3 separate regions of the Mus musculus genome follow, and all the other regions are linked to region 2. The links are chromatin loops, found by intact Hi-C in ENCODE. Cell type or tissue: left cerebral cortex. All regions are shown on one strand. Links, peaks and the distances in the headings refer to the core of each region. The heading gives the core; the rest is flanking DNA.

Region 1 (10,488 bases), core at 3,669-6,168, 690 kb before region 2:
TGAGATTATAAGTGTAGGCTACTATGCCTAGCAACAATTCCACTTTTAGGTATATGCTGGAGAGAAATACTGGGATGAAGTACCCCAGAATATGCGCATAATGATGTTCTAGAAAAAATTCAAAGCTGGACCTGTGGGGGGGGGGGGGTGACGGGAATAGATGTTCACACAATAGACTGCTGCATGGTACCAAATTATCAAGTACTAGCTACCTGCAATGTACTAACTTAGTAACAATGAAAAAGCAATGCTCAGATATGTAGCACATGCCTTTAATCCCAGTACTTAGGAGACAGAGGCGGGTGGTGGATCTCTGAGTTTGAGGCCAGCCTGCTCTACAGATTGAGTCCCAGGACAGCCAGGGCTACACAGAAATACCCTGTCTCAAACTAAACAAAACAAACAAACAAAAACATCAACAACAACAAATTAAATCTATGTGTGTGGGTATGTTACTGACATGTATGTCTGTGCACCACTTTTGTGCCTGGTTCTCATATAAACAAGAAAGGGTGCATGGCCTAGTTCCAGGATCCTCTGGAACCACAGCTATAGATGGTTCTTAACTGCCCTGTGGGAGCTGGGAATGAAACCTGAGTTCTCTGCAAGAGCAGCCAGTGGTTTGAACCAGCGAGCCATCTCTCCAGCCCCTTTCTGTGTGAGATCTTAAAATACATGTTAGAAATATCCTACATCATGGATGCTAATCCTGATAGTATAACAAGAGACAAATTCACAAGGGACATTCTATAAGACAGTAGACTGGTCAGACACAAACACCCAAAATCATAAATGAGCAATCAATGGAAGTGGCAAGAGGACTAGTCTGTCAATTAATTATTTAATTAGCTTGTTAACTAACTAACTAACTAACTAACTAACTAACTAACTAACGTATTTACCTTTATTTAGTTTCTAGTACTCTGGCTAGAACCCAGGGCCTCTTGTGTGCTAAGCCTTCACTTGACCTACAGAATGAGCCACATCCTCAACCGCGCTCTGAGGTTTACAAAACTAACAAAGGCCACTCAGGAACACTTACTGAACACTGTACTGGCGAACCAGAAGTCATATAACAGCTATTTCAGGATCAGGAGAAACTAAGCAAGATAATAATATTAATTGATGTTATTGTAGTTGAAATTGTGACACAAGTGAATGGCTTTACTGTACGGGGCACATACTGACTTATTTAGAGGACATGTCAAGATGTCAGCGACTTATTGTAATACGGCTCAGCCTAAAAGAAACTTTATCTACTAAAAAAAGAAAAAGGAAAAAGGAAGAGTATGAAGGTAATGACTAATAAATCTGGAAGAAAAGCCTCTGGGTATTTTGTGGAAGCGTTCGTTCTTCCAGATTTCTTTGCTAGGCTCATGATGGTTTTCAAAATAAAAAGTTGGACAGAAAAGAGGAAGGTTGGGGCAGAATGACAGCTTACCTTCTAACTATGTTTCTCAGGCGATTGCTAAACAAAGGAGAGCTAAGCAGCGAAGACGCTTTTTTATTTGGTTCTGTCTCAAGATTGTGAGGCAAAACTAGTTTTAAACGTTTCAAACTAAGGATGTACTTACAGAGGGACTTTCATACTTAGTCTACACATTTAACGTTTATAGGTTTTGAAGCCTGGGGATGGTGGCGCACGCCTTTATTCTCAGCACTCAGGAGTCAGAGGCAGGAGGATCTCTCTGAGTTCAAGGCCAGTCTGGTCTACAGAGTGAGTTCCAGGAGAGCCAGGGCTACACAGAGAAATCCTGTCTCGTGTGTGTGTGTGTGTGTGTGTGTGTGTGTGTGTGTGTGTGTGTGTGTGTGTTTGAAGAAATAGTCGTCTAAGTGTGTACTGAGGAAAATATAATTTTGCACTTTACATTTGAAACTATTGAACAAATTTTACTTTTTATTCTAACAAAGCCTTTAAAATAACCCAGTCTTTTTGGCCACCACCAAAACCGATTATATTGATGCTCCCCATTTTTGAGATTAAAGAAAAACAACTGTTTTTTTTTTTTTTTTTTTTTTTCTGGCTGACTAGATCTGCTTAATGAAGGTGGAGATGGAAGAAACGCTGGTGTAAAGAACCTATAAGAGATAAGGCTCTTCATTTATTGCCCATTTATGTAATTACATGTATCACCAAGGACAAAGGTCCTTAAAACAAAGCCCACAGGCAAAGTAGAAGCAGTTCCTGAGAGATAGATTTGCCATTACTTCCCTCTTCGTGATTTTTTTTTCCCTGTGTGGCTGCACGCCTTTTTGTTTTATAATCACATTCGAGAACTTAGCCATTGTTTTGGGCTTAAGGGAATGGCTGAAAAACCACTTCACGTCAATAAAAAGACTATGGAGACCTTCCAGGAGTTTTCCTAGGCTTTGAGTCCCAAGGACAGCACTTACTCCTGAGGTCTCATAGCTCCTGTTGGAAGAGGAAGCAGCCATTAGAACCCCAGCACCATGGATGTGCTGGGTGAAAACGAGGCTCTGCAGCAGTTCTTTGAAGGTAAGAGCCCACTGGGCACCACGGTTTCTTCTCTGAGCCTTGTCTCTGTCTCCACTCACTTTCACTCTCTGCGCCGCGGAGTCCACTTACGCTTCGCCCCTGGAAGAACACTATCAGATAACTCCTGCGTAGGGAAGTACAGGCTCTACTCGCTTCGTTGATAGCAAAAATCAGAGATATGGCTAATTGTTTTTCAAATCCAGGCTTCCATCTTACCTAGGTTTCTTCCTCATTAAGAGTCGAGTGGGCACCTGGATTATCACCTGTCTGAATGGATTAGGGCTCACTCCTTCTGTCCTTTAAATGCTTTAAAAATGCCAGCTCTGTCTTCTCGCTGAGATGACTAAATACCATGTAACAAAAAGGGTAGGATTTTAATTAAAATGTCTTAGTATAATTTAACATAATTAACTTCAAATCAGCCGAAGACAGCAAAGGAACGCCCACTTCCTGATCCCATCTTTCTGCTTGTTCATAACACTTTAAAAACATGAAGCTGGACGGCTGTTTGCGTTTGCAGTTGAACCTCTCCCTGATGAGTGTGACTGACAGCAGCGTCAGTACACAGGCCTTCTCGCTGCTCCACATCCAACATGGCGGCACAGTTGTTCACAGTTCATAGGGAGAATGTTCTTATGGTGGGTCTTTCGGACGTGTTAGGAAGACCTTGCCTCCATCACCCTTTTTTTGATGTATGATTGGGAGCGTCAGTGTTAGCCTGGCTTCAATTAGCCGGGCTCAGACTTCCTCTGGAAAGGAAAAGTGGCCAAGCTTTTACACGGTCCAGGGTTTTTCCGTGAAGGTGAATGAGGGTGGTCTAGGGTGCACTCGCTCCAGGGCAGTTAGCAGCACGCTCGAAAACTGGATCCTGGACTTTGTTGGGTTTTGTAAAGTGTGTGACAAATGAGAGCTTTGTAAAGACTGGAAAGAACTAAGGCCCAATGCTAAAGAAGGCAGGTCCCATCAAAGGCACTGTAAGACTCTGGGTCACGGCCAAAAGGAGCAGGCATAATGAGGTCATTTCTGTGGTTTAGATTTTGCTGGAAATGGCAGGAAAGTCAAATGAAGCTGTGAGAGTCACTGTGTTCCTTTGAGCCTGCATTCGGCCCCCTGGAGTCCTGCCTGCAACAGAGGCCAGGTTTGACATCATGCACCTTGGTCCTGCTTGGTGTGTGCCTCACACATTAATGCCATCACCTGGGTACCGCTTGGTGTGTGCCCCACACACTGATGCCATTACCTGGGTCCTGATTGGTGTGTGCTTCCTGTGGTAGTTGCCCGGACACATTTCTTTTGAAAGAGAAACCATCGTTCATCCTGTAGACGCAAAAGGTAGACTTTCTCTCCTTCTACTACTGAGAAACCCGGTCTCTGGTCTTTGCTTTTCCCGGAAGAGCTTTTAGCCTCACACAATTCACTGGCTAGACCCATTTGCCACAGAGCTCTCTATAATGCTGTTTCTATAAACCTCTTCTATAGCTACTGGAACATGTATTCTACATAGTACCTACTTATTATTATTATTATTATTATTATTACTATCGTTATTACAGTTTCCTTTTCAGCCTCAAACTAAACTGCACAGCCTCTTTGATGAGGAAGGAACCCGTTCTCCATGCGCAGTGTTCCCTCTTCTGAGTGTGTAGCAGGAGAGACGCTAATCTCTGGGGAAACAGAGGCACAAACCCTGACCACTACAGCTAGCTGCCAATTTAAAAGAATTCCTTCCACTATTTAGCAAACGCCAAGTGCCTGTTTATGTCCGGTCTGCTCCACCTCCTTCAGAGGAACTTGCAGGGTGTTGAATGAAACCGGTCCCTTAGAGTTTCATAATAGCCTTTCCCTAAACCTTAAGGAGCAGAAAGCCTCTTTAGAACAAGGTCAGCAACATTGGATATGGTGTAATGAGGGGGCTGCTGTTGCAACCAGATGCCTCTCAATCCCTCGCTGTTTTGAATCAAATGTCATCTTCCATTTAATTTCATTGGTTACGAGTGAAACAGGACTTGGACGTGATCAGTCAATACATGTGCCATACTAACCTACTTTTGAACAGTGATTAAAAAGGATTTGATAACCTGAAAATCTCCCCCTTTTTCTCTCCCCTCCCCCCGTTTTTGATAAAACGACGTCAAACCATTCTATTGTAGTACTGTTTAATACGTAAACTATAATTTTTAAAGATTTATTTTTAGTTTAGGTGTATGTGTGAGCGCTTGCTTACATGTATGTATGCAACGGCAGCAAATGCCCTTAACTTACCACTGACCCAAAATACGTGTGTGTGTGTTTTGTTTTTTATTCAATCACTGTCTGAAAAAACAATAAAACTCTTGGCAAACCATTGTACACTTGAAAGCAATCTTTCTCCTTTCCTTGGAGTCTTTGTCTTAAATAAGACACTTTTTCTCATAAGAATTTTGATATTAAAGAATTTAAGTTGACAGTATACTCTTGAATTTAAAAGCCTTGCCAGTCAAAATTTATGCTGATGCTGGTATTTGTTTTAAACTAGAATACTGAAACTCCAGCTCCCCCGGACATCTGTGGGGGTAAACCCCAAGCTATGCAAGGGCAGGGACTATCTGGAACAGCCTCCCTAGAAAGCTGCTATCCAAGCTTTGAATGGTTTCTGTTTCTGTTTCCACAGGCAGCCATTATCACAAGGGGGCAGTAAAGACACAGGGAAGGCAGAACTAGCTGCTATGGTAGTCGTTCTCAACCTGTGGGTCGTGATCCTTTGTGGGGGTGGGGGTGGGGATGGAAGTGAGGGGGTGAGTGGGGGTGTGGGTGGGGGTGTGGGGGTGTTGTCCAACCACCCTTTCACCTAAGACTATCAGAAAACACAGACATTTACATTACAGTTCATAACAGCAGCAAAAACTATAGTTTATGAAGTAGCAATGAAAATAATTTCATGGTTGTGGGGGAGGGGTCAGCACAAGATAAGGAACTGTATTAAAGGGGTCGCAGCGTTAGGAAGGTTGAGAACCGCTGTGCCGAATACAAGTTGTTTGAGAATGCCATGGCAACGAAAGGTTCAGGAAAATAAAGGCAGCTCTGGAACAGGAAACCAATGGCCAAAGTACCTAGAGTAATCTAGAAAGGCTTCGGGGAAGGTGAGGTAGTTCTGTGGAGTGGAGAAGAGACAAAGCTTGCAGCATGCTAACACTGTGCACCATACAGCAATTGCTGCAGCACGCTGACACTGTGCACCGTACAGCGGTTGCTCCATAATATTTACCCAAAGAGTGAAAGAGCAGCACAAGCCCCTGATCCTGTCATCCAGCGGTTGTGGAATTGCAGCTCTGTTTGAGGCACTCCGCAAGTCCAAATGCAGGGAAAGAAGAAAGAATTGCCCAGGAGCAGAATGGCCCAGTGAACGGACCAGAGAAAGTAGAGGCAGAGAGTCACCATTGGTGGAAAGACTTAGACTCCATTATCATGAGACAGACAAGGATACACGTTGTCTTAAGTGGCCCTTGTATATTATTTCTCCAAAATGAGATACCGACTCTAATTGGCTGATGTTTCTGGCTTTTCAAGAGAAGGATCAGAAACTGGGAACAACCAGGTGTAGTGTTCAGGACAGATACTGCCCATTGATGGTGCTGGGTCCTGGGGAAGACTTTCCTGTGGGCAAAGGGTACCTTGACCAGCAGCTAGTCTATTGATTGCCTTTCTTTCACACTGCGATCGCCACTTCATTCCTGTCTCAAACAATCAGCTCCCCTTCTTGCTTTCTTCTGTCTCAGCAGAATCTGCGCTTGTACCGAAGGCACAAATGGCAAGTGTCCCGAGACCATCTCCCACCTCTAGAAGGGAAAGGTTACCTTTGTTAAGGGCAGACTTGTTCCTCTCTGCAGCTAGGATTTTTAAACAGCATCGCCTCCAGTGTAAAGTTACTCTAAACAGGCGGGAACTTGTCTTGTCTGCGCCACAGCTGGGTGGAGACAGCATATGCTTTCCAGGAGATGGGACAATGACAGAAAGGACCAGCCAGATCGCATGAGTGACTTAGGCTTATCTGCTTCTGTCTGGTGTGGGCAGTTAGTTAGAAACCATGTGGTCTTGGCATGAGCCATGCAGAGCAGACCTCCTCTCTTTCATGCTGGGATCCCTAAAGTGAAGGCGATTTCGAATTTAAAATGCGTCATTAAGAGTGCAGCTCGGACCTCGGCCACCAGCACACACCACGTCTGAAACCTATTAGGCTCACTCGTGTCTTCCCCCAGATAAGCCCTCCCAAGAGAAGGTTTTCATCGATTGCCTTGGTGTTACAGGTGTCATCTTTCCAACTTTGAGTTAAGCCTGGTTTCTGGCAGATTCTCCTGTGTCTTGGAACTTAACTGTTCAATACACAGCCACTAACCTAGAATAACCAATAAGGGGGGTTAGTTTATGATCTCACTATTCAGTGCTTGCTACTGTCCACGGTGTTTTGGTTTTGTCTTTGTGAATAATACTTTGTTATCTAGCCCAGATAGGCATCAAACTGTACATCTTCCTGCCTCAGGTCCCTGAGCATTGAAATTTCAGGTATGTCTCACCAAATTTGGCTTTCTGTATGTTTTAAACAAGTAAACTACCACCACCACCAACACAAGATTATATCGCTGTGCTCCTTAGTATTAGACTTCTTATGGACTACAGAGAAAACAACTCTTATCATCACAGGTATTCTTGCTGATGTGCAGCAGAGAGCCACAAGCCTTCGGGTGCCGAGAAAGTTCATTAGAACACATCTGATCATGTCCGTGCTGCCTACAGCTGCTTCGATGCTATGGTGGCAGAGTCCGGTGGTTTCAACAGAGGCCATATGGGCTGTAAAACCTAAAATATTTACCATCTGGCTCTGTACAGGAAATGTTTGCCAACCCCTAGTCCGCAACCCAATTAACAATAATAGTTGTTATTTATTGAGCCTTTTTGTGCTGAGTATAGGACCGTAATTAAGACCATGGACTTTGAGTCTGCCATCCCGGTTGTGAGTCCTGTGATTTTGCGATGTGCTATTTCTAGGACTAGGGATGAGTGAGTATCTCAGGCCTTGTGTTTCCCTAGTTGTAAAGAAGAGATAATTGTCTTACCTCGGTTTGTGGTTGTTTTTCAATTGTGCCTGGTGCAAAGAGGTCAATGGTCTTCGCTTATTTTTAGTGTTACCATTTTCTCTGCTTACAGAAGTTCCGGCCATCTTTCCTTCTCCCTTGTGCAACTTAATCCTGAAGCTAAATATCACACTTAAGAGTCACCCAGATAGCAAGAGCAAGGTTGGCCTTGCAAGCCTGGTGACTGAGCTCAGATCTCTTAAACCCACACCAAGAAAAGCAGGGTGCTGTGTCATGCATCTGTGATCCAAGTCGATAAGGGACAGACACGGGAGAATTATCCAGAAGCTGGAGGCCAGCTAGGCTGGAGCAGGCAGCATGGTGGGAAGACAGTAAGAGAGACTCTGCCTAAACAAGCTAAGAAAAAGCGAACAAACTCTGTAAATGCTGACCTCTGACCCTCACACCTGTGCCTGATGCAGGAAAGTGCATGGGAACAAGCCACTACGGATTTCTGTTTGACTATAGAACCAGCCAATCCAAAAAAAAAAAAAAAAAAAAAAAAAAAGAGTGTTTCTTAGGACCCCATGGTGTATTCATGTACAGAGCAGAGACCTTGCCCTAAAGGGCTGGCTTTTCTAGCTTAGAAGAAACTAAGGAAACAAAGACCCACCTGATACAGCAGTTAGCACGAAAGCCCATGTGGATGCCTACAGCCTGGGCTCCTGCCTGAAGCCATGCTAATATCTGAATGACGGAGAGCTAGCCCCGCCTCTCACCGGCCCACAGCACTGTGCTACAGTCTGTGTTGGAGAGTTAGCTCCTTACTGCTCCAGGTCTCAGCTGCTGTCTGCTGGCTCAGATGCAGGCAGAGAAAGACTCATCTTCCTTTGGGGGGCTGGCCACTAAGGAACTTTACCATGCTCCAGTGTGTATATGGACCACACAAAATGGACTTGGGTTTTTCTGGGTGACGTGAGGGAAGGGATGGGGGAGGGAATGCAGACATGGGAAATCTGGAAATCTGGGAGGTGAACATGATCAGGGCACATTATGTAAGATCTCTAAATAATCAAAACAACAACAACATGACTACCTAAAGAATTATGACTTAGGGAACTGGAGAGATGGCTCAGCGGTTAAGAGCACTGGATGCTCTTCCAGAGGTCCTGAGTTCAATTCCCAGTACCCACATAGTGGCTCGCACCATTTATAATGGGATCTGATGCCCTCTTCTGGCCTTCAGATGTACTTGTACATAAAGTCAACCATCAATCAATCAATCTTTTAAAAAGAGTTATGAATTAGGGGCTGGTGATGGGAACACTTGCTGCTCTTGCAGAGGACCTTCATTAAGTTCCTGGCCAGTGTGGGGGCCGTGCTGATGGAGGGAGAGTGGGTCTCGTGAGTCACAGCAGTCAGGAAAGGCCTCTGAAGAGACCGTACCTGAGGAGCCAGATCTGAGTCATGACCAGGAGCAATGCCTCAGTTTGGGAGGAGGGCATCCCAGGCAAAGGGGAGCAGTGCAAAGTCACTGAGCTGAGAATGCCTTGGGGCTCCGTGGGGATGAGCTGAGTGGCGGAAGGTATAGGGGGCGGTTGGCTTGTAGTGAGCGACAATGGGGAGCCAGGTGCATTAGAGGGTGGACTCTCATTTTTAGTGCCACAGAAAACTAGTGGAGAGTGTTCAGCAGGTCAGAAAGGACTCTCAAATGGATATGATGTGACAGAAAGGGAAACCAGGCTTTCTGGGAAGAATGATGCCACGTGTTACAGTCAGAAGTGATGCATGGTGGTGTGGTGGATTTAGGGGTGGAGGATGAAAGGAAGTACAGATGTGTGTGTGTGTGTGTGTGTGTGTGTCTGTGTCTGTGTGTGTCTGTGTTTGTGTATGTCTGTGTATGTGTGTGTGTATGTTTGTGTCTGTGTGTGTGTCTGTATGAGTGTGTGTGTGTATGTTTGTGTGTGTGTGTGTGTGTATGTGTGCATGTGAGTGTATGTCTGTTTGTGTCTCTCTGTGTGTGTCTGTGTGAGTGTGTGTGTGTGTATATGTATGTGGTCATTCGGAACATTCTGACATTTCAGATAGTTTTGAGACGACCAAACAGAAACAATGGTAAGGCAATTAGCTAACTGAGTCTGAAGCCCAAGGAAGGGACTAGGACTGCTTTTGAGAGTCAGGGAGTCACCAGCTTCACAGTGATGTCTACAGCTTTTGAGATTGAATGAGATTACCTGGACGGTAAAGTAGACATAATAAAGCAACGACGAGGGTGTGGCCATCCCAGTGACAGTGTCTTGCAAAGTGTGTGTGTGGGAGCATGGGGTTAAGGTAGGAAACTGTGGTGGCACACTCCTTTAATCCCAGCACTTGGGAGGCAGAGGCAGGTGGATTTCTGAGTTCGAGGCCAGCCTGGTCTATAGAGTGAGTTCCAGGACAGCCAGGGCTACAGATACAGAGAAACCCTGTCTCAAAACAAACAAACAAACAAACAAACAAACAAACACAAAAAAGGATCAGATAATGGACCATTCATAGAGTTACTTAGATAAAAGACGGTTGCATATGACCTTACAAGTGGCTTCCATGGGGGTTGGGAGGATGTCTTAGTTAGGGTTTTACTGCTGTGAACAGACACCGTGACCAAGCAACTCTTATAAGGACATTTAATTGGGGCTGGCTTACAGGTTCTGAGGTTCAAGGCAGGTACATGGCAGCATCCAGGCAGGAATGGCGCAGGAGAAGCTAAGAGTTCTACATCTTCATCTGAAGGCTGCTAGCAGAATACTGGCTTCCAGGCAGTTAGATTGAGGGTCTTAAAGCCCACACCCACAGTGACACACCTACTCCCTGGGCCAAGCATATACAAACCATCACAGGGGAGAGACCAGTCAGAGGGTTGGAAAGAGCGTAGAAGGTGAGGGGCTAGGATTGATAACACTT
Region 2 (10,488 bases), core at 3,298-5,797:
CCAATACACATAAAATTAAATTAAGAAAAAAGAAACAAATAGCTAATGTCATTACCAAGACACCCCAAAATCTACCTTTACCTAAAATGAACTCTCAGTAAAAATTATGAAAATCTGCTGTTTCCAAAGTTTCCCCAAATGTTCAGCCAAGAACAATAATTTACTTGAATACCCATTCCTGTGTTTGTTCTGTGTTCACTGAAAAGGGCACCACCCACAGATGCAACTGTGGGCTTTGCTCACTGAGGCACTTGGTGAATAAACCATGGTGACCTTTGCCCTCTAGGGGGCCACTGGCCTCTCACCCGGGAATTGCAGAGTAGGGAGTTGCTTCCCTTTGGCGAGTGAAGAGTCAGTGACAGTATTTAAAGCTCCATTGCTCCTCAGGTGGAAGGAAGGAAGGGGCCAATTACCTGGAAAGGTTGTGCTCCTGATAAAATGTACCCTCCTACCACCATGATTGCCGTCCCAGTCCCAACAGTATAAACACACAATCATGTTATCACTGCTGTCTGAGATAAGGGTGGAAGTTTAAATATAAATTATTGATGGGAGTTGCCAATAGTTAAAATAGGCTTTTCCCCCCTCAAGTGGCTGAGGCTTGTCACCTGGATGCAATTTGTAATAACTCCTTATTATTCCTGGGTCTTTCCTCACCCATCCACAAGCAAGATAATTGCAAGATAACCTTAAAGTTCAAGGGTCCTTTGCCTCAGAGCGAGCATCACCCTTGGTGGGCAGGATACAGAATCGAAACCTTTTCTATGCTTCATGGACTACATTGTATCCAAAGAGCAGGACCGACCTGGTATTTGTCATGAAAACCACACTTTGATGCTTCCAACAGGAGACACGGCCCTTTCCTTTCTAGAAATAAAAATACATACTTCAACCAAATAAACAGAATGAAAAAATTATCTGCAAACAACTTCTGACTAATGTTTTAGAAGCAGTTAACAACTTTGGTCTAAAATTAAAATCACGTTTACACTCTTGTTGAGGTGTGGTTTGTATTCCATAAAAGTTCACAATTCTAAAGTGAAGAACTGAGCACATTCAGAATAGTCACTGAGTTGGACTAGATGAATCACAGGCCAGGCGTGGCTGCACATGTCTTTAATCCTAGCGTTGTGAGTTCAAGGTCAGCTAAGTCTATACCATGAGTTCCAGGAGAGAGAGAGGGAGGGAGGGAGGGAGAGAGGGAGGGAGGGAGGGAGGGAGGGAGGGAGGGAGGGAGAGAAAGAAGAAGAAGGAGGAGGAGGAGGGGGGGGAGGGAAGGAGGGAGGGAGGGAGGAAGGAAGGAGACAGTACATTTTAAAACATTTTCCTCATCCTTAAAGGAAACCCTCCCCACCCTTGGCTCCCTATGTCATCGACTTTCTGCAGTTACAGGTTCATTCATTTCGTAGTAATGAGGATTGAGCCTAAGGCCTTGTACATGGTAAGGAAGAACTGGATCCCTGAGCTACAGCCCTGTATTCACTTATTTGGGCCCCTTTCGTGCACCTGGGATCATGGAGTTAGCTGTCTGCCTGACTCCTGCTACTTGGCATACTGCCGTTAAGGTCCCTACATGTTGTAACACTTACAAGTCCTCTGTTACTTTCCAAGTAACATCCGGCTCATCTGGCTTTTAATTGATGGATATTTGTGTTGTTCTATTTTTTTTTAAAAAAGTATTATAAATTGTTCTACTATATTTAGATATAAGTTCTTATGGCATACATTTTATTTCTTCTGGGTATATGTCAGCAATACACTGGTTTGCTATAGCATCCAATCAGCCTATGCTGCCCGTGGTTGTTCTCCTCCTCTTTCTCCTCCTCCTCTTCTTCCTCCTCCTCCTCTTCCTCCTCTTCCTCTTCTTCCTCCTGTTCCTCCTCTTCTTCCTCCTCCTGTTCCTCCTGTTCCTCCTCCTCTTCTTCCTCTTCTTCTTCCTTCTCTTCTTCCTCCTCTTTCTCCTCCTCCTCCTGCACTTCCTCCTCCTCCTTCTTTCTGGTGACAGAACCCAGGCTTTGGGCATGCTCCGTGAGTCCTCTACTGCTGAGCTATACCAGAAGCCCCAACATTTCTCTTTTTGAAGTGCTGTCAAATGTTTTTGCCAAGTGGAAAGACTACTTATCATTCCTAGGAACAACATATTAAGTTTCTAATTTCCTCACATCCTTGTCCCTTTACAATACAGTCAATTATTATTATTTTTATTAGTAGTAGCATAGCAATCCAAGTGAAGGAAAAGTGGATTTTCAATGGGGCTTCAATTGCATTTTATTATAATTAATTATGCTGATGATATCTTTTGTGGCTACCAGTCATTTGTTTATCTTCTAAGAAGAAATGCCTGTTTTGATTTTTGCTTAATTTTAACTTGCCTTGCCTTCTTTTTTAGTTCTAAAGCTCTTTACATATGATAGACAGTAGATCTTTATCAAACACATGATTTATAGTGATTTCCTTCTATCTCAGTTGTCATCTGGTTTTCTGTGGTGGCAAATACCTTTATGTGCCGTCAGGACTGAGACACAGATGTGCACTACTTTAGCTATTGGGAGTATTTACATGAGAGTGTTTTGGATGAAATCAACATTCAAACCAGTATATTAGCAAATCAAATTGACCTTCATAATCTATAACTAATAAGTTAGGCATAGTAAGAGATCAGTAATAACTAACAAATATCAGTGCACTATAACCATAGCTACACGACTGTAGTATCGCTCTCAAGACCTCTTATTGCTTGCCCTTCATATCTGGTGATGTGAGCTGGTGCACCCTTTATTGTTGAGACAAGGTGAGCTAGATAATGTAGGCATTGGAATGCCGTGTGAGGCGAGCATAGAAGGGCTGTCTCAACACCAGCATGGGGTATTGCATTGTGTATACTACACACATATACACACACAAACACACACACACACATACATACAGACACACAAACACACACACACACACAAACACACACACACACACAGACAGACAGACAGACACACACACACACACACTTAAAGATGAAATAAAAAATGTCTTTATGGTCCACCTGCTTTATATATGAAGGCATCTGCTTTTTAAGCCTTATTGTTATGGGTTGTGACTATTTTATGAAGACAACGATGCTTTCGTTTCAGCAACAGTCTTCGGCAATCTAAATCCTTACGGTTTTTCTCTATTGTAAACAGGGCGAAATGCAGACAAATCCCTAAAGTTTTATAATGATGAGGGACTTGAATCTGTCGATGGAACATATTCATATCAGTTTGTATATATTAAAATAAAATAGGAAATGTGACTTTTGGACTTTTTTTTTTTTTGCTTCCATGTATCTGAGTTATCAAAGTCTATCAAAGCAATGTATCAAATGTATCAAAGAAAATGTATCAAAGACACATTTTCTATCCAAGCCCCTGTGTCAGATGAGGACATGCAGAAAAGTGTGAACTCAATAAAAAAAAAATTAAAAAAAAAAAAAAACAACTGAAATGCTTAGGACAGTCTGTTCAGAGGGACAGAGCTCATTAAGGGAATGCCACAGGCCAGTTCCTGGACTTCAGCTCCACACCTAACAAATTCCAAAAGTTCTTCAGACCTAAGCAAGTCAAAATACACTACGGAAATCATTTTTGACAAGAACTCTTGGGCTGAGCTTTAAGTAATCAGTATCTGGCCAGGACAGGAATCACCCAGTATCCTGTGGAGGGAAACAGCTGACGTGAGACCCACGTCGCTCGCCTTCCCTCTCCTAATCAGGCTTTCTAATGTACTGCCAATTTACCCCCAGGCTGTCCTCGATAAGGCCTCGGGGTTACTGGAATCCAGGGTTCACCAATGTGAAGTCCTGGGGTGTCGGGCTGCATCTTTTCTTGGAGTGTCTTTCTCCAATGCAATTGTGCTTCGTGGAGAAAGTTCTTTTCAGTTTGAGTCCTAAACTAACCTATAACCCCCATCTCCCACTAAATTGCATATTTTTCTATAGAGAGAAGAGGGCAGAAGTCTTTTTTTTTTTTAGACTGAGCAGCTCAGAGACGTCCAAGCACCGCATAGAACACAGTGAAGGAACGGTCAGAACCCTTCTCAGGGATGCCGAATGACAGTCTTAGGGGCTGCAGGCTTAAGTAGGAAGCCCTGCTTGGTGCATTTGGGTCTGAACCAGTGCAGTGCCCCCTCTGGATGTCAATTAGGGACAAATGGGAGGAGAGCTTTTTGGTGGCTCCTTTCCGGCCTTGAAATCCTTATAGGGCCCTTGATCCTTGTTTATTTTATTTGGCTTTAAATCTTAGAAGGGTTACAAATGTCTCAGGTAGGGTTTTTGATGGCAGAAAAACAGCTGCTTTAATGTTCTTTAAAACAAAAGAAAAAAAAAAGTGGCTCTGGGTCTCCCGCTGTCTGTGTGGCTCACTGGCGCCACCTATAGGTGGTAGGCAGAAAGGCAGCACAGATAATAAAATCTAAGTTCGTTCATAAGATACACTGAGGAAATGATACTATCTGTGTAATGCACACAGACATGGGCACACAAGGCTTTCCTAGTGCACACTTCTAGTGCTCCCTCTGCACATGGAGCCCAGTTACGGTTCTTTTGTTGTTCTGGGGCATTTTCTGTAGTACTAAAACTAGGCCTTGAGATGTTCTTATATATTTGAATATGCTCAACAAAGGGTTGTATTTCCTTGCTCTCTAGTAGATCCCAAACAACGTGACTTCCTGAAAGTCAAAGGTCAGATTTGGGAAGTCACTGGTCAGCAAGAGCATCTATACAGATTCAGTCTAACTTCTTTTTATCCTAAGCACACCAAGAGAAGTTAATATTTGTTTTTTTTAAAGAGTATATATTGCATAAACTATATTTAAAAAAACACTGGTCATAACACATTTCTTGAAAGAAACCTATTGCACACATGTATGGTCTCTGTAGCCTGGCTATACAAAATCTTTTATTATTTGGTAACTTCTGTCAAAAGTCCTAAGGCTCTCAACTTTAGGGGTGAGAACGATACAGGGGAGACCAATGGAACGGTTTTGGTCTGCCGGTTGATCAACATTATACAGTATGAAATTGCTGGCCAGGAATATATAACACCCACGGGACATGGCATCTCACTTGGGGCACTGCCATTGTAAGCCACCCTCTGCGCATGCTCCTCCTCATGGTCGATGGAGCCCTGGGCAAGAAGAACAGGTACACTGCAGATTGCTCCTGTTCACAGAAATTCTCAGGCAAATCAGAAGAGGAACTAATAGGAGTGTGCAAGCGTGCGAGCGAGCGTGGGTGCATGCGTGCAAGCGAGCATGGGAGTGAGCGAGCATGGGAGCGTGCGAACGTGTGTCTGTCTGTGTGTGTGTGTGTGTGTTTACATGCGGAGGGAGCACATGCTAGCTTTTCAGCATCCTTAGATGACTGCAGCAAATTGCATGTAGTCTGACTGCTTACAAGTATTTATTGTATGTCTTGGGATGATCTTGGCTGTCATTAAAACCAGGGTTATGGTTCTTCCAAATTCAGAAACACATGGCGACGTTTTCCCAGGCATGAAACATTTATTATTTTACTTGTCTGAGTAGTATACTGCTATATACAAGCAAATGGACAGGGCAACTCACATCCTCTGGATGAACTCATCTAGGAAGGGTATCTGTGGAGAGCCTTCAGTCGGCAAGGCTTCACTGAGGAGCACTAGATAGGATTCTCCAGTGACTCCATAGCCTGAATCAACTCTGGCTTTAGATGCCTCTAAAGACTGGGGTGGAAAAAAGTACTGAGAAATAGGAACAAATGAATGGTTTGTTCCCCAGATAATCCATCCCTGGATGGATGAACGAGCATAGCATCTTTGGAAAATTTACCCCGTGCAGGATCCACCAAGGACACCTTCCTACGCACTTTCCTGTCTTCTCACTACCACTACCCAGGGTACTTTGCGATCTTGTGCCTAGGCCTGACACTGGCCTCGGGTGAATACGAATATGTTTCCTGTGTAAAAGCACAAGACATTTTAGGAACAGGAAAGGCCCGTCCGGTCCAACATACCTGCCCTTTTTAGGTTTATCTCAATGTCACCTTCGTTCATCTTAGACACACATTTCTCACGATCCCCATCATAAAATTAGACGTGCCTGTTAATATCATTATCTTTAAAGTAATTCTGAAAACATCTTGGAAGCCTGCTGGGAGTTTTCAACTTTTCTATTTTATGGAGACATAAACTCCCAAGTTTGAAAACGGAGACTCCAGAGAAGTTTACTTTTAGGGTTGGGAAGGTCAGCTCACTTGATTTTATTATACACGCTTACAATTAGGAGTTGATTTATTCGTTACGTTCTGGAAACCAGCATTTTCTGTGGGGTATTTGGAGATAAGAGGTGTGTTCCCGAGAACAGACTCTCTCCTCACAGGAAGAGAATCTGTAGGAGGCCAAGTTCACAAACATCACAGACCTGTTTAAGAGCTTAGCATTCTTTGAGCTCCTTCCTGGACTGTTTCCCCGTTCACATCTGGAATTTACAGGAGGGTGAAGGAAGCTACGCTCACCGTCATAAAGAAGGTGGGAAGTTTATTCCACAAGTCAGAGACGCACACTTTCAATCAAAAAGCCCGAAGAGAGCCTCCTGTTCGGGATCTGGGGAGCAAGGGTCCTTAGCAACATTTGGTCCCTGTCTGCAAAGCTTATGTACCGAGTTCTCAATCTTTAGCCCTTACAGGTCAACAAACACTGAGAAGACACTGAAGCTGTCTGCCAGATGTCCACCACTGATTAATTTGTCTTAAGTTCAGCCAAAAGGGAAGAAAGTGTGACAGGCGGGGCTGGAACAGCAAACACAATCAACATCTGACCAACCAAGGCTTCCTGTCACCTTGGGAACAAAATTGATTGGCTCTGGCTTCCTGTATACAAGTTAAAAACCAGTAGCAACTGGAGTAACAAGAGCAAACCCCAGATAAGAGACGTGGAAATTAAACCAAGTCGTATCTCCAACACTTCAGCTTGAAGGCCTGAGCAGAAGTCTCGTGGGATAACTTCTGAGAGCAATTTTCAAAACCTATTTTACATGTAAAGTAGATTGGTATCTTCTAGTTTTTCATAATTTTGGCATTTTGAAATCTATAAAAAGGGCACAAACTTAGATTTATGCTAGGGTCATTTCAAAAGAACTCATGATTTCCTTGTCTTTAAAAAAGACGAAACCAAACCAAACTTTACTGATATACTGGAGTGTTTTCTTAGTTTTTGCTTTGGTTCTGTGCCCTGAAAAATAAATTTTCCCTACAAATCACAGGCTACTATAAATGCTGGAAATATGTGGTCATATGAGATAAGATAATAAAAGCATCAATGCTTGCTCTTTTGTTCGTTTTATAATTTTCTTAACTCTTTGGCTGCTATAATCATCTGCATTAGAATAATGTTAAAAGGTATTTTTTTGTTAATGAACAAAACAATGAATTTCACTATGACATTTTCTACATACATATCATTATTCACTATGACATTTTCTACATACATGTTGTATTTGTATCTCTCCTTCATGACCCTCAATAGTTCCTCCTCTCCCATCTTGCTAGTTGTAAGGCTAAAGCTACACTGTGTATATGAGAAAACACATGTTATTAAATTCTTGGTATCACTATAGCGGTATGTGCTGGTCTACTCTAATTCTATCTGTTTTTAGGCTGTATTGGATTCTGAAATGCTTTTCCCTGCTGTTTTATCCATTCATTTAAAAGTATTTGTTACACATGTGAATATGTAGAGTTACACCTTTAAGCAGAATTATAATGCATGAGGTAGCTTGATTGATTTGTACTTTAGAAAAGGTTCACACAGAGGGATGTCCTAACATTAGACAACTTTACAAAGAGACACATTCAAGTGTTTGTGGAATCATGAAATAGGAAAGCAAAAATGTCCGCAAAATATGCTTCCTTTGAAAGTTTGAGCCAGTCACAAAATGACCTCTTTTTGTAAGAGATATTTTTGCATGTTACGTAATATATACTTTTCGTTCTTCCCACTTCAGAACCACTCTCATACTTCACTCATAAGTCAGCATAAATTACAAAGTGTTCCTCATATTTACAATTTCAGAACGCATGATACTTGGTACCAACCGTGGGGAAGGGTGGGTTCTGGAGTGTGGCATCCCGTATATTTTCTCTTCTGTAGAGCGAGGAGACATCTCTGTGTCGCCATAGGTGCCCCTCATCATCCATCTAGAATCGGTCCCAGTATCTCCCACAGATGCAAGCCCCTGAATCTGCTCAAGTCCCTGCGTCACAGGTGAGTGACTGACACTTAACTGTCATCATCTTTAAATTGCCTCTAGATTGCTCATCACACCCAATGAGATGTAAATGCTCTGTATGTAGTTGCTACACTGTATTGCTTAAGGACCAACACTGGAAACAGCCTGTAAGCGCTCCTAAAGATGCAGTCCAAACAGTTTGTCTCTGCAGTTATTGGAATCTACAGATGCAAACCGCTGGTGTGAAGATACAGTTGTGGTTCTTTCTTCTTTCTTTCTCTTTTTCTTTTTATTAGATATTTTCTTTATTTACATTTCAAATGGTATCACCTTTCCTAGTTTCCCCTCCGAAATCCCCTATCTACCCCCTCCCTCTGCTCACCAACCCACGCACTCCTGCTTCCTGGCCCTGGTATTTCCCTATACGGAAATATATAGGGCTTCTCCAAGGGCCTCTCCTCCCATTGATGACTGACTAGGCCATCCTCTGCTACATATGCAGCTAGAGCCATGAGTCCCACCATGTGTTTTCTTTGGTTGGTGGTTTAGTCCCAGGGAGCTCTGGGGGTACTGGTTAGCAACACTCCTGGCATATATCCAGAAGATGCTCCAACATGTTCTAAGGACATATGCTCCACTATGTTCATAGCAGCCTTATTTATAATAGCAAGAAGTTGGAAAGAACCCAGATGTCTCTCAACAGAGGAATGGATACAGAAAATGTGGTACATTTACACAATGGAGTACTACTCAGCTATTAAAAACAATGACTTTATGAAATTCTTAGACAAATGGATGGTTCTGGAAGATAACATCCTGAGTGAGGTAACTTATTCACAAAAGAACATACATGATATGCACTTACTGATAAGTGGATATTAGCCCAGAAGCACGGACTACCCAAGAAACAATTTGTAAAACACATGAAACTCAAGAGGGAAGACCAAAGTGTGGATACTTTGATCCTTCTTAGAAGGGGGAACAAAACACCCATGGAAAGAGTTACAGAGACAAAGTACGAAGCAGAGACTGAAAAACTGACCAGCCAGAGACTGTCCTACCTGGGGATCCATCCCATAAACAACCATCAAAACCAGACATTATTATAATGCCAACAAGAGCTTGCTGACAGGAGCCTGATATAGCTGTCTCCTGAGAGGCTCTGCCTGTGCCTGACATATACAATAGTGGATGCTCACAGCCATCCATTGAACTAAGCATGGGGCTCCCAATGGAGGAGCTAGAGAAAGGACCCAAGGAGCTGAAGGGGTTTGCAGCCCCATAGGAGGAACAACAATATGAGCTGTGGTTCTTTAGACCGCTCTAGAGTTTGTCGATGTAATTAATATAGAGCATTGAGATGAGCACGTGGTACCCAACAGTTGCTCTGTGACTGTTGGCTGGCTTCTCATTCATACCCTTACTCCTCTTGTTACCAAGACACCTTTAGTGTGACGCGGGGTCTGTGTGGGTCTCTGTGTTCTGGGTACTTTGCTTAGTATCTCTCTTCTCACCAGTACTGCTGATTTGCCTGGTGCAATAAGTTCCTGCTGCTGCCTGAATCTTGGTGCTTCTGTTGCCAATGCAACACTCAAAGCCATCATCGCCATGACGACAGAGGTGCTATGTACAGAGTGTGTACACCTGGTAATGGGGGTGGGAGTGAGGGCTGGAGGTAGGGTTAGGGGTGAGTCCTGCAGTAAGACTAGCTATGAAATAATTTCCTTTTTGAAATTTGAGACCAGGTCTCTCCGTGTTCTCCAGACTGAGTGTGAAGTTCTGGGGCCATGAGCCCCTCCTCCTGCCGCAGACTCCAGAGTAGTTGAGATCACACACACGAGGCTCTGTGACGGGCTGTATTTGAGTTTTGCTTAAATATACTTTTAAAATTTCTTTAATAAGAATATTGTCTTACTTAGGGTTTTACTGCTGTGGGCAGACACCATGACCAAGGCAACTCTTATAAGGACAACCTTTAATTGGGGCTGGCTTACAGGTTCAGAGGTTCAGTCTGTTATCATCAAGGCAGGAGCATGGCAGCATCCATGAAGGCATGGTGCAGGAGGAGCTGAGAGTTCTACATCTTTATCTGAAGGCTGCTAGTAGAATACTGATCTCCTGGCAGCTAGGATGAGGGTCTTAAAGCCCATGTCCACAGTGACACACCTACTCCAACAAGGCCACACCTCCTAATAGTGCCACTCCCTGGGCCATGCATATTCAAATCACTACAAGTATATTAATTAGACAGGT
Region 3 (10,488 bases), core at 2,727-5,226, 830 kb before region 2:
TTCTAGAAAGAAGAGGGTTGTGTCCCTAATAGGCCATCAGGCTAGGAAGCATAGACTCTCTGCTGGGAGACTTTAGTGTTAACAAATACTAGGCATATTTTACCTGGAAATGTAGGTTCTGCTGGTGAGTTTTATGTCAACTTAACATAAGCTGAAGTCAATGAATTGGAAGGAGCCCCAACTGAGACAATGCCTCCATAGATTGGGCGGTAGGCAAGCCTATTAGGGCAGACCCAGCCCATTGTGGGTGGGGCCATCCCTGGGCTGGTGGTCCTGGGTTCTATAAGAAAGCAGACTGAGCAAGACACAATGAGCAAGCCAGTAAGCAGCACTCCTCCATGGCCTCTGCATCAGCTCCTGCCTCTAGCTTCCTGCCCTGTTTGACTTCCTGCCCTGACTTCCTTCAATGATGAACAGTGATGTGGAACCATAAGCTGAATGAACGAACCCTTTCCTCCCCTTTGAGTATGGTGTTTCATTAGAGCAAATAGTAACCCCGACTAAGACAAAGGCTAAGTGTGGAATGTGGGTCAGAGATCGAGCTTGAGAAATCCACTGTTGTTTGAATTTTCATTCAAATTCCAGACTGTAAAGCTATAATCAACAAGGTCCCCACCCATTGCTGCTTTGCACATCTCCCTAAGACACTTAGAGGGATCAACATGATGAACCAGACATGAACTGTGTGGGCCCCGAGCGCACGGAGAGTCAAGAGTTTTAATATCAACCTTGCTCTGGACTGGGGTCGGGTGACATCTTACAACCTCAGTTTACTTATCTGCCAAAGTGGGCTCGGCCTGAGGTCATGGAGATACTGGGTTCAAAGTATCTCATACACGGAAGCTGCTTTGTGTTATAATCCCTTTATATTAGTGTTATCATCAGATGTGGGGAAAGATTATTCCAGGAAGTCCTTGGATACTTAGATGGCTGGGCCTGGGGCCAGCCTGAAGGTGGTGGTGTCTCCCTTTCCTAGATCTGTCTTTCAATTGGTTTCAGAAAGACCTGAAGACCTGGCCAACTCTATACCCTCCTGGTTCACTACAGCCTATTTCCTCATGGTGACAGAAAAATGCAAAATTTCCCTTTAGTCTCTGGAATCCTTTGAGTTTGACAAGGCCTCTCACAGGATCACCTGTAAGGGCTTTGGTCTCCAGCCTGTGGGTGCTATTGGGACGATATGGAATCTTCAGGAGATTTAGGCCTCCTGGGAATGTCACATTACCGGGCAGGTGCACTGGAGAAGACCATCTCTAGTCTCTAGTCCCTTCCTGTCTGGTCTTATATTTATTCACCACGGATGTTGTCATGGCGTTTTTTCTACCTCAAAGGCTCTCCCCGAAATGGGACCAAGTTGCCACAGTGCCTGAAACCTCTGAAATCCTATGCCTAATACACTGCTCATTCTCTCTCTCTCTCTCTCTCTCTCTCTCTCTCCCTTCCCCTCCCTCTCTCCCTTCTCTCTCTCCTTTTAAAGATTTATTTATTTCATGTATGTGAGCACACTGTCGCTGTCTTCAGACACACCAGAAGAGGGCATCAGATCCCAACACAGATGGTCGTGAGCCACCCTGTGGTTGCTGGGAATTGAACTCAGGACCCCTGGAAGAGCAGTTGGTGCTCTTAACCGCTGACCCATCTCTCCAGCCCTGCTTTTGTTTTTTAATGCTTGGGATGAACCGACGGCCTTGTGCAATGCTAGGCAAACACCTTACCACACCGCTGTTAACACGTCTTGATTTCCTAGTTTGTAAAATATAGAAAGCAGCAGCACCTCTATCGTTGAATAGGTCCAAGGGATAGAGTAACAGAACAGGTCCCGCTTACCGGTACTAGATAAACATTGGTGTAACACTTGGCTTGGTCTGGACCTCTGCTTCAGGAAACACTTGAGGCTCTTGGCAAAAAGAAAAGAAAAGAAAAGAAAAGAAAAGAAAAGAAAAGAAAAGAAAAGAAAAGAAAAGAAAAGAGAAAGAAAGAGAAGAGAAGAGAAAAGAAAAGAAAAGAAAAGAAAAGAAAAGAAAAGAAAAGAAAAGAAGAGAAAAGGTTTACTTTCGGCAGACTCTGCAGTTAGTTTTAATAATAATAGCTGCTCTCTTGTCGTCCCCCACATTGAGGGCTTTTTATACAGTATTATTTAAATGCCACGCCCAGGCTGCTCCTTACATGCTAGTACCATTTTCTGCTTTTAGGTGAAGATGGGAAGGTAAGGCCTCCTGCAGGGGCTCTGGGACTGAGTTTCCAAAACGTGGCTGCCCTCCACGTGGTCACAATTTAGTGCTGGCTCTAGTGGAGTCCCTGCTGTGTTACTGAGAAAACACTGGAAGACAGGCGCAGGCAGGCAGCAGCAGGCAGGCCCTCTCAGACTCCCTGTTCCCAGGCTTGCTGTTAGGTCTTAAACCAGAGACAAATGGCTGCCAGGCTCTCCCAGCATCCTTCATCCCTATCTGGTACAGGGTATTGTTGCATACCCAGCCCCGCTACCCTAAACTTCTTCAGCCCAGGGGTTGGGCTGCCCTCCCCCCATCTGCGCTTCCTTATATAATCCAGACATTTTGGTTTCCCGGTCCTTTTGTCTGCCCTTTACTCTCTTTCCTCTTGGCCTGGGCTGCCTTAGCCCGAGGCTCCTCTCTTGCTTTCCCTCATCCCACCCCTCCCACTCCACCCCTCTCGCAGTCCGGTTTGGTCCTGCTGGCCTGGACTCTTCCCTCTGCCTACTTTCTCCTTTATATCTACAATAAAAATATTTTCCATACTCGAGAGGTAGACATGCCCCCCTCCTTTTCTTTCATTATTTCTCACATTCACTTGCAAATTCTGAGACAAGTCGCAACTGGACACTCTACATGAGAGAGCTCTTGGTCATGAGCTCCGACCTGCACAGACAGTGGCTGCATCCGGCAGGAGGTGTCTCAGTCCTGATGTGAGGCCCAGAGGCTTCAACAAGAGGGAAATGCTTTTGAAGAAACTGAAAAGTGGAAAGATTTGTGGGGAGAGCCACATCCCCATAGCAAAACTTCCCCCAGAATCTCAGGCCCGGTTTCTGACTGTCCAGGGCTCAGCAAGCTCTGAGCCTAAGACCAGGCTCTTTAATATCCAGTGCCGGAAGTGAGGCAGCCCCACGTCCCCAGCGGTCCCTTCTAAAATACCTGCAGGGAGAACGGTGCATTCAGGCCATCCTCCCACCCCCATCTGACCTATCCCACGTGACCTGTTCCTTAGAAACCTTGGCTCTTTCTGGGTAGTACCCTGGGGCATTCTGGGACACGGGAGTGGGGACGGGTGGAGGGGGGGGGGGATATGCTGGCGTAAACTCCAGGTCAAGCTGACCTGGATGCCCTAAGAACCACCTGTTGCTGGGAATGCAAATCTGTAGAAATCAGAGACGAATCATGGGTCAAAATGGAAGGTAGAGAGTGTTTGGTGGAAAGTGTCTTTAAGAGTATTCTTGGGCTGCAGAGCTAGCTCAGCGGTCAGGAGCACTGGCTGCTTTTCCAGAGGACCAGGGTTTAATTCTCAGCGCCCACATGGCAGCGCACAAACTGTAACTCCAGTCCCAGGGAATCCAGAATCCTCTTCTGCAGGCATCACACATCAGACGCGGTACACATATGTATATACAGATGAAATACTCGTACACATAACATATCTTTAAAATATATAAGAGGGGTCTAGGTGTCCCAGAGACAAGCAATCTGAACTGTGAACTGCAGGATATTATCATAGATCATAGAATTTGTGAGTCTTAAAGGGGACAGTCTGAGTAAGGTTTTGATGACACATTTGGATCGTGGTAAATGCTTATTATTAGTCATCAACATCCAAATAATTGCTTTTGGGCGGGAGAGAGAGTTGTGTAGCTCATCAGATAGCTGGCTGGCTTTACCCACCAGGAGAAGAGAAATAAGTTGGTCATATGGCCACCAGGGGGCACTCCTGGCCCTGGGAGTCAACACCGGCGTGGCATTTATGATTCATAGGTAGACAGATGGGAGAAAGCAGAAACGTCTTGCTTGCCGGTGTGGAAGCCTCCAGCTAAGGTTGAGAAAGAAACCCCCTTTCGAGCTGGTGCTGCCTGGTTTCCCTGGCAGGAGCGGAAGTTGACCTGACCACCTGTAGGAGGGCATATTCCATTCAAACCAGAGAGTCTCCTGCCAGGATCTGGTTTCCTGCCTTCTCCCTGAAGGGCAACACCACTAATTCCTAAGATGTGTTTTATTTATTATATATATGTGTATATAGTAAATGTTTTTAACATATATATGTTATGTTTTTAACATATGTTTATATATATATCATATATATATATAGTTCAGTGCATATATATATATATATATATATATATATATACATATATACATATACATACACACACACACACACACACACACACACATATATACAGTATACACTGAACCATCTCTTCTGCCTTTTAATTTTTTTTTTAATTATAGTCTCATTAGGTAGCCCAGTGTGGCCTTGAACTTCTGGGACCTCGAACCTTGGAGGTTTTAGACATGAAACTACTGATGGGAAGCAGGAAGGCTGACATTGATGCTCGGGGTTCTCACTGTGGTGCTGAGGCCTTAGCGTGACGCTGGTGACACAGCGGGCTCAGGATATCACTGCAAAGGCAGTGTGGTCGAGGCTGATGTGATGGGCCAGCGAGATGGCTCAGCGAGTGAGGGTGCTTGCAGCCAAGCCTGGTGGCTTATGTTGGATTCCCAAGATCCACATAGCAGAAGAAGTGACTGATTCCAGTATGTTTCCCTCTGATCTCCACATGCCTACCCTCTGTCTCCACACGAAATGAATGAAGAATTAAATAAACCAATAAAAACATATAATAAAAGAAAAAAAGGTCTCTAGAGGGTCCCTCATATATATATTTTTAAAATTTCAATTGTTTGCCTCACTCAGCCACCCCTAAGGACACTAAGCCCTGCCACAGGTGGCCAACAACCAAGTCCACAGACTCAAGCCAGATATCAAAGCCCCTGCATTCTTTTTGACTGTTAATAGTAATAACAGTTATCGACTACAACCACATAAGAAACAAAATGAAAGCTGACTTCCTCTGGTACCCATCATCTCATTCAGCATGGCTGTTCTTCCTCCCTGCCCTAACTGAGCCCCCTAACCCCCACCCTCCCACTCCCACCCCCGTCCCTGTAGACTGCTCTCTGGGCAGCACTGTAGTCAGTAGAGCAGGGTTCCCCCTGGCATCAGGAACTGGCCTCTTGTGTAGAAGCTGAATATCTGTAACAAGGAGGCCCGTGCACTGTTCTGTGTACTGGCAAAACCCAGCATCAATACCTGAACAAATAACAGTCAGTCAGATAGACAGACAAACGGAACCATGCTTGCTTCTGGGTACACTAAACTTTTAGGGAACCAGCACTAAAGTTGATTTTGTGCATCACAGGGTGTTCAATAGCATCTTTGGCCTCTTCCACTATGTACCAGTAACACTTCCAGTATGATGATCGAAAACATCTCTCAACACTACCTAGTGTCTCCTGGGTGCAAGATCGCATCTGATGCAGAGCCACTACCCAAGGAACTTGGAACAGGATAGAATTTCTGCACAAAATCAACTTTAGAAATGTCTTATTTGTTTCGAGACACAAAATGTACTTCCCCTTCATCTCTGTGAGGCAATTGTCCTGAAATTAGAAGCTCAGAGAAGAGAGTTCCATGGCACCATTGGCACCTGGGGCACAAGGTAGAATTGGGCCCATCTTCTAAAATTCAGAAACAAAGAAGCTCAAACAAAAAGTTAATATCTGGTCTGGCTCACGTGAGGTTTTTTAGGGAATTTTGTATTTGCCACAGTCGGGGACATGCTGACGGCATACTCAGAGATGCTGAGGGACAGCGTAGAGTGTGGTGAGGGATTCAAGTTGGATTACGGTTCAAAAGCTCTACGGGAAGGTTGGGGTCTTCTAGATTTTGTAAGATGTGCAATCAGAGAGTCCTGATATTGCTTAGTTGGGTTTTTTCCAATTCAGCAGTCATATCAACGGGAAAACTGTCCTAAGAGTTGCGTTCACAGGACTAAGGCCAAAAGTCTGGAAAGACTTGCAGTCCCTGCCTGAGATAATCCCTGGTTATGTCCTGGGCTGCACAGGCATTGATTGGTGTTTGCTGTTGACCAGGTTGCGGGTTGTGAGGAGGGGCGGGCAGGTGGGTTAGATTCTGATTTGCATTTTCTTTGGGTGTTGTGTTTGGTTTTACACTTGCATTACTCCTAACTGGCTGATATAGGACCAGCATTGGGGAGAGCGGCTGTCCTAAGAAACCTTCCAACTTTGAAGCCAGTGTTCTAAGTCCTCTAGACTCACAGTGGGGAGAACGACTGCAATCAAAAAATTTTAAAAGTCTGGTTCCACATTGTGTTGGAGGACATTGATATACATAATGAGTTAGATGAGGGATTCATAGCTGTGGTGATCTGCCCTGGGATGCTGTGTGTTGTGTGGATGCACATGTGTGCATGTGTGTATGTGTATGTGATGCATGTGTGCACATGTGTGTACCCACTTGTGTGCATGTGTATATGTGTGTGTGCATGCTCATGTGTGTGCACATGTGTGCATGTGTGCACATGCATATGCGTATGTATGTGTGCACCCACATGTGTGCACGTGTACACACATATGTATGTGCATGTGTGCTCATGCACGTGTGTGTGTGTGTGTGTGTATGTGAAGGAATGATGGAAAATGCCAGGGAGAAGGAAGATGGTGAAGGCTGGGAAGCATCAGAGAGGAAAAACCATCTGAAGAGACTGACAAAACCGTTAAGTCGGAGGTTCAATGCTGTGAGTGTCAGAAGGGGATCTTTCTAAATGACCGAGAATCCCAAGGTAAAAGGGGACCCTGAAGAACAGATTACCATAGCAAGAAGTTGGTGATAAATCCCTGGAACACTAGTCACAGTCATGCTTGCTGGTCACACAGGACAATCTGAGGTTTCCATCCTTTCCCTTAGACGCTCATGATGGCTAAGAATGGCTGGGAATCCTAGTGAGCAGCCTACTTTCCAGATGAGAATGTGATGTTTGTGAAGATGGGTATCTGTCCAATTTCCTAACTGCCTTCTTCTTCTTTTTTTTTTTTGTTTTTTTTTTTTGTTTTTTTGTTTTTCAAGACAAGGTTTCTCTGTGTAGCCATGGCTGTCCTGGAACTCACTTTGTAGACCAGGTTGGCCTCAAACTCAGAAATCCACCTGCCTCTGCCTCCCAAGTGCTGGGATTAAAGGCATGCGCCACCATGCCCGGCTCCCTAACTGCCTTTTTCTTTCTCAACATCTTGCTGCTGTTTGTTTGCTTTGGACTTTAGAGGTAAGTGTGATCTTGCTACATAGCCCAGGCTGGCCTTGAACACATCACATAGACATGGTTGACTTTGAACTTTCAGTGCTCCTGCCTCTGCCTCTAGAGTGCTGGGATTATAGGCACATGCCACCATATACGGCTTTGTTCAAGTTTTTGAAGTTGTTCCGAGGTGATTCATTGATTCTTCTTTGTACTGTCGGTAAATTTTATATTTCCCTATTCCATTTAATCTATGTTCTCTATCACTTGGCTGAAGGAGGCTGAAAGTGAATGCCCAGAGTAATGGAAGCCCTGGACTGGGAGGATGGGACAATGAAGAAGAAGGGAGAGCAGCCAGGGGTCAGGCAGCTCTAAGTGCTTGGACGGGAGAGGAAAAATCGGTGGGCTCTTAATCATATTGCAATTGGGGCTGGAGAAATGGCTCAGTGGTTAAGAGCACTGACTGCTCTTCCAGAGGTCCTGAGTTCAAATCCCAGCAACCACATGGTGGCTCACAACCATCTGTAATGGGATCTGATGCCCTCCTCTGGTGTGTCTGAAGAGAGAAATGGTTTACTCCTATGCAGAAAATAAATAAATAAATCTTTTTAAAAAAATCATATTGAAACTGAACCCCAGAGTCAGGGCCAAGCTGTCCCTAGGAGCTGGGAGGAAATATACAAAGGCTTGGCTTTGCTGTCACCCTAACATGCAGATCATGTCAAAACACGACTAGGCTAAGCCTGTTCTTGGATTGGTCAAACCGCAGGGACATTTGGCTATTTGTCTATGAGGCAGAACTCAGAAGAAAATGATCTAGGCAGGTGAGGAAGCCAGGCAGAAGAAGATACATCCTTTTATTCTGGAGCCCTGGTCATGTGGGATAAAGACTCACTTTAGGATGGAAAAGTTCCTCATTTGGGCTCATTGAGCAAGTCACAATTCCGTTTTTAGTGTGAAGACAAAATGGGAGGCTGTACTGGTTGGTTTTGTGTGTCGACGGGACACAAGCTAGAGTCGTCAGGGAGAAAGGAGTCTCAAATGAGAAAAGGCCTCCATGAGATCCAGCTGTAAGGCATTTTTCTCAGTTAGTGATCAATGGAGGAAGACCCAGCCCGTTGTGGGTGGTGCCATCCCTGGGCTGGTGATGCTGGGTTCTGTAAGAAAGCAGGCTGAGCAAGCCAGGGGAAGCAAGCCAGTAAGCAGCACTCTTCCATGGCTGCTGTATCAGCTCCTGCCTCCAGGTTCCTGCCCTGCTTGAGTTCCAGTCCTGACTTCCTTTGGTGATGAACAGTGATGTGGAAGTTTAAGCTGAATAAACCCTTTCCTCCCAAACTTGCATTTGGATCATGGTGTTTCATCACAGCAACAGAAGCCCTAACTAAGACAAGTTGGTACCAGTGCAGTGGGATGTTGACTCGACACACCTGACTACCTTTTAGGGGAGAATGTGGAAGAACTGTGGAACTTTGGGCTAGAAGAGCCATTGAGTGTTGAGAGCTCAGTAGGATGTTCTGTGGGAGCTTGGACGATGATAATGTTGAGAGCTGTGCAGAAGATGGAGGCCTGGCTTGTGACATTTCGGAGGGAAGATTAAAGACTCGATCAGGTCTGTTTCAGATTTTTACCTAAGTAAGATTCTGTGGTTCCGGTTAGCTGTGGATGAAGGATCAACTGTGATTAATAAGATACCAGAGCTACTGAGGTGAAACTTTTGTGTTACTGGGACGATTGATGCTGGTTGGCTGGAGCTAAGAAATTAGCAGGGGCTAAGAAGAGACCAGCATCACTGAGGTGAAATCTTCTGGGAAGTGTTTTCTGAGAGCACAGAGAAGCTCTTTCCCAGAGGCAGCCAAGGAGGGAACCAAACTTGGTCATGTGTAAGAGTCACCAGGTGGTGCTGGTTTTGAAGGCATGAAGGGGTTATGGAGAACAGCTGAGGCTTGGCACAGGGAGAGGTCAGGAGAGGCCACTGGTGTAGGTGTAGCCACAGTGGCAGGAAAAAACCCAGGACTGAAAAGGTTATGCAAAGAAGTTGAGGCTTGGGACCAGGAAAAGAGCCTGTGACAGGCTATTGGTGACCGGGCAGCCAGTTGCAGCAAGGAATCTCAGTGGTTTTGTAGATGCCAGTACCATGGGGTGACCACCAAGAACAGCAGCAGCAGTGGAGTAGAACCAGTTGGAGCCTAGAAGAGAAGCTGTGTGTGCTGCAGAGAGCAGAGCTGGAGAAGTGACCCAAACAGTTTGAAGGAGTCTGGGAGATCATGAGTGGGTCCCAGATATTGGATGGTTGGATTTTGATCTTACTTTGCTCTGATTGTGACAGTGCCCCGATTTTTCCCTCTTGAAGTAAAGTACTTGAGTCAACAGTTAAGAGACTTTAGATTTGAGAGGTTAGATAGTTTAAAGGACTGAAAATTTAATGTGCTTGAATTTGTTAGGGACTGTGAGACTTTTGAAGTTATTTAGATCTTGGGGGATAAATCAGAGAGGTGGCTTAATAGTGATGTTCGTGTGTCAGGTTGTCAAAGGGTCAGTTGTACTGGATGGTTTTGTATGTCAGTATGACACAAGCTAGTGTCATCAGAGAGGGAGGAGCTATAGTTGAGAAAATGCCTGTATAAGATCCAGGTGTAAGGCATTTTCTCAATTAGTGATCAATGGGGGAGGGCCCAGCCCATGGTAGGTGGGGCCATCCTTGAGCTAGTAGTCCTGGGTTCTATAAGAAAGCAGGCCAGTAAGTAACATCCCTCCATGGCCTCTGCATCAGCTCCTTTCACCAGGTTCCTGCCCTCCTTGCGTTCCTGTCCTGACTTCCAACAATGATGGACTATCAATTTGGAAGTGTAAGCTGAGTAAATCCTTTCCTCCCCAGCTTGCTCTCTGGTCGTGGCGCTTCATCACAGCAATAGGAGCCTTAACTAAAGCAGAGGTGATCTCAAACCTTGAAGAAATATTGAGGAACTTAAAGAATTCTCGGCATTAAAGGTGCATAAGAGATGCACAGGAATAGAGATAAGGGAACACCTTCCCATCTCTTCATAAAACTGTTCTTCGTCCAGATGATAGCATTGGATTTAAGAATGAGAACTGGTTATACTTCAAAGGCAGCTAAGTAGAGAGTTGTTTGTATGTGAGCAATGGATAGAACCAAAGAGAAGAAGATGGGG

What was found. Hi-C counts contacts between places; a loop is a spot of excess contacts. Peaks named below come from ENCODE experiments on the same cell type or tissue, not always from the same donor. Only the 100,000 strongest peaks of a DNase experiment are listed, where the experiment ranks them.
Region 1: a loop joins it to region 2, with 4 times the contacts of the local background. A loop is called at or near these places in 5 of 42 quality-filtered maps.
Region 3: it touches region 2 in a loop (5-fold over the local background); 3 of 42 quality-filtered maps call a loop at or near these places.

What each region holds. Positions count from the first base shown.
Region 1 is chr10:116,888,627-116,899,114 of GRCm38, reverse strand. It overlaps Myrfl (myelin regulatory factor-like), which reads left to right and starts at 2,236. Exons shown (of 25, transcript NM_001033333.3): 1 at 2,236-2,497. The coding sequence starts at 2,452. In left cerebral cortex, for the core only: a CTCF peak has its summit at 5,152 (motif pointing right); a DNase peak (open chromatin) is centred at 5,149.
Region 2 is chr10:116,202,131-116,212,618 of GRCm38, reverse strand. The region is part of intron 6 of Ptprr (protein tyrosine phosphatase, receptor type, R); the gene reads right to left. Among named protein-coding and RNA genes, the nearest start is that of Taf7l2, 93 kb to the right of the region's middle. In left cerebral cortex, for the core only: a CTCF peak has its summit at 4,402 (motif pointing left); a DNase peak (open chromatin) is centred at 4,403; H3K27ac peaks cover 229 bases.
Region 3 is chr10:117,027,439-117,037,926 of GRCm38, reverse strand. No RefSeq gene overlaps it. Among named protein-coding and RNA genes, the nearest start is that of Gm10747, 9.6 kb to the left of the region's middle. In left cerebral cortex, for the core only: a CTCF peak has its summit at 3,913 (motif pointing right); a DNase peak (open chromatin) is centred at 3,932.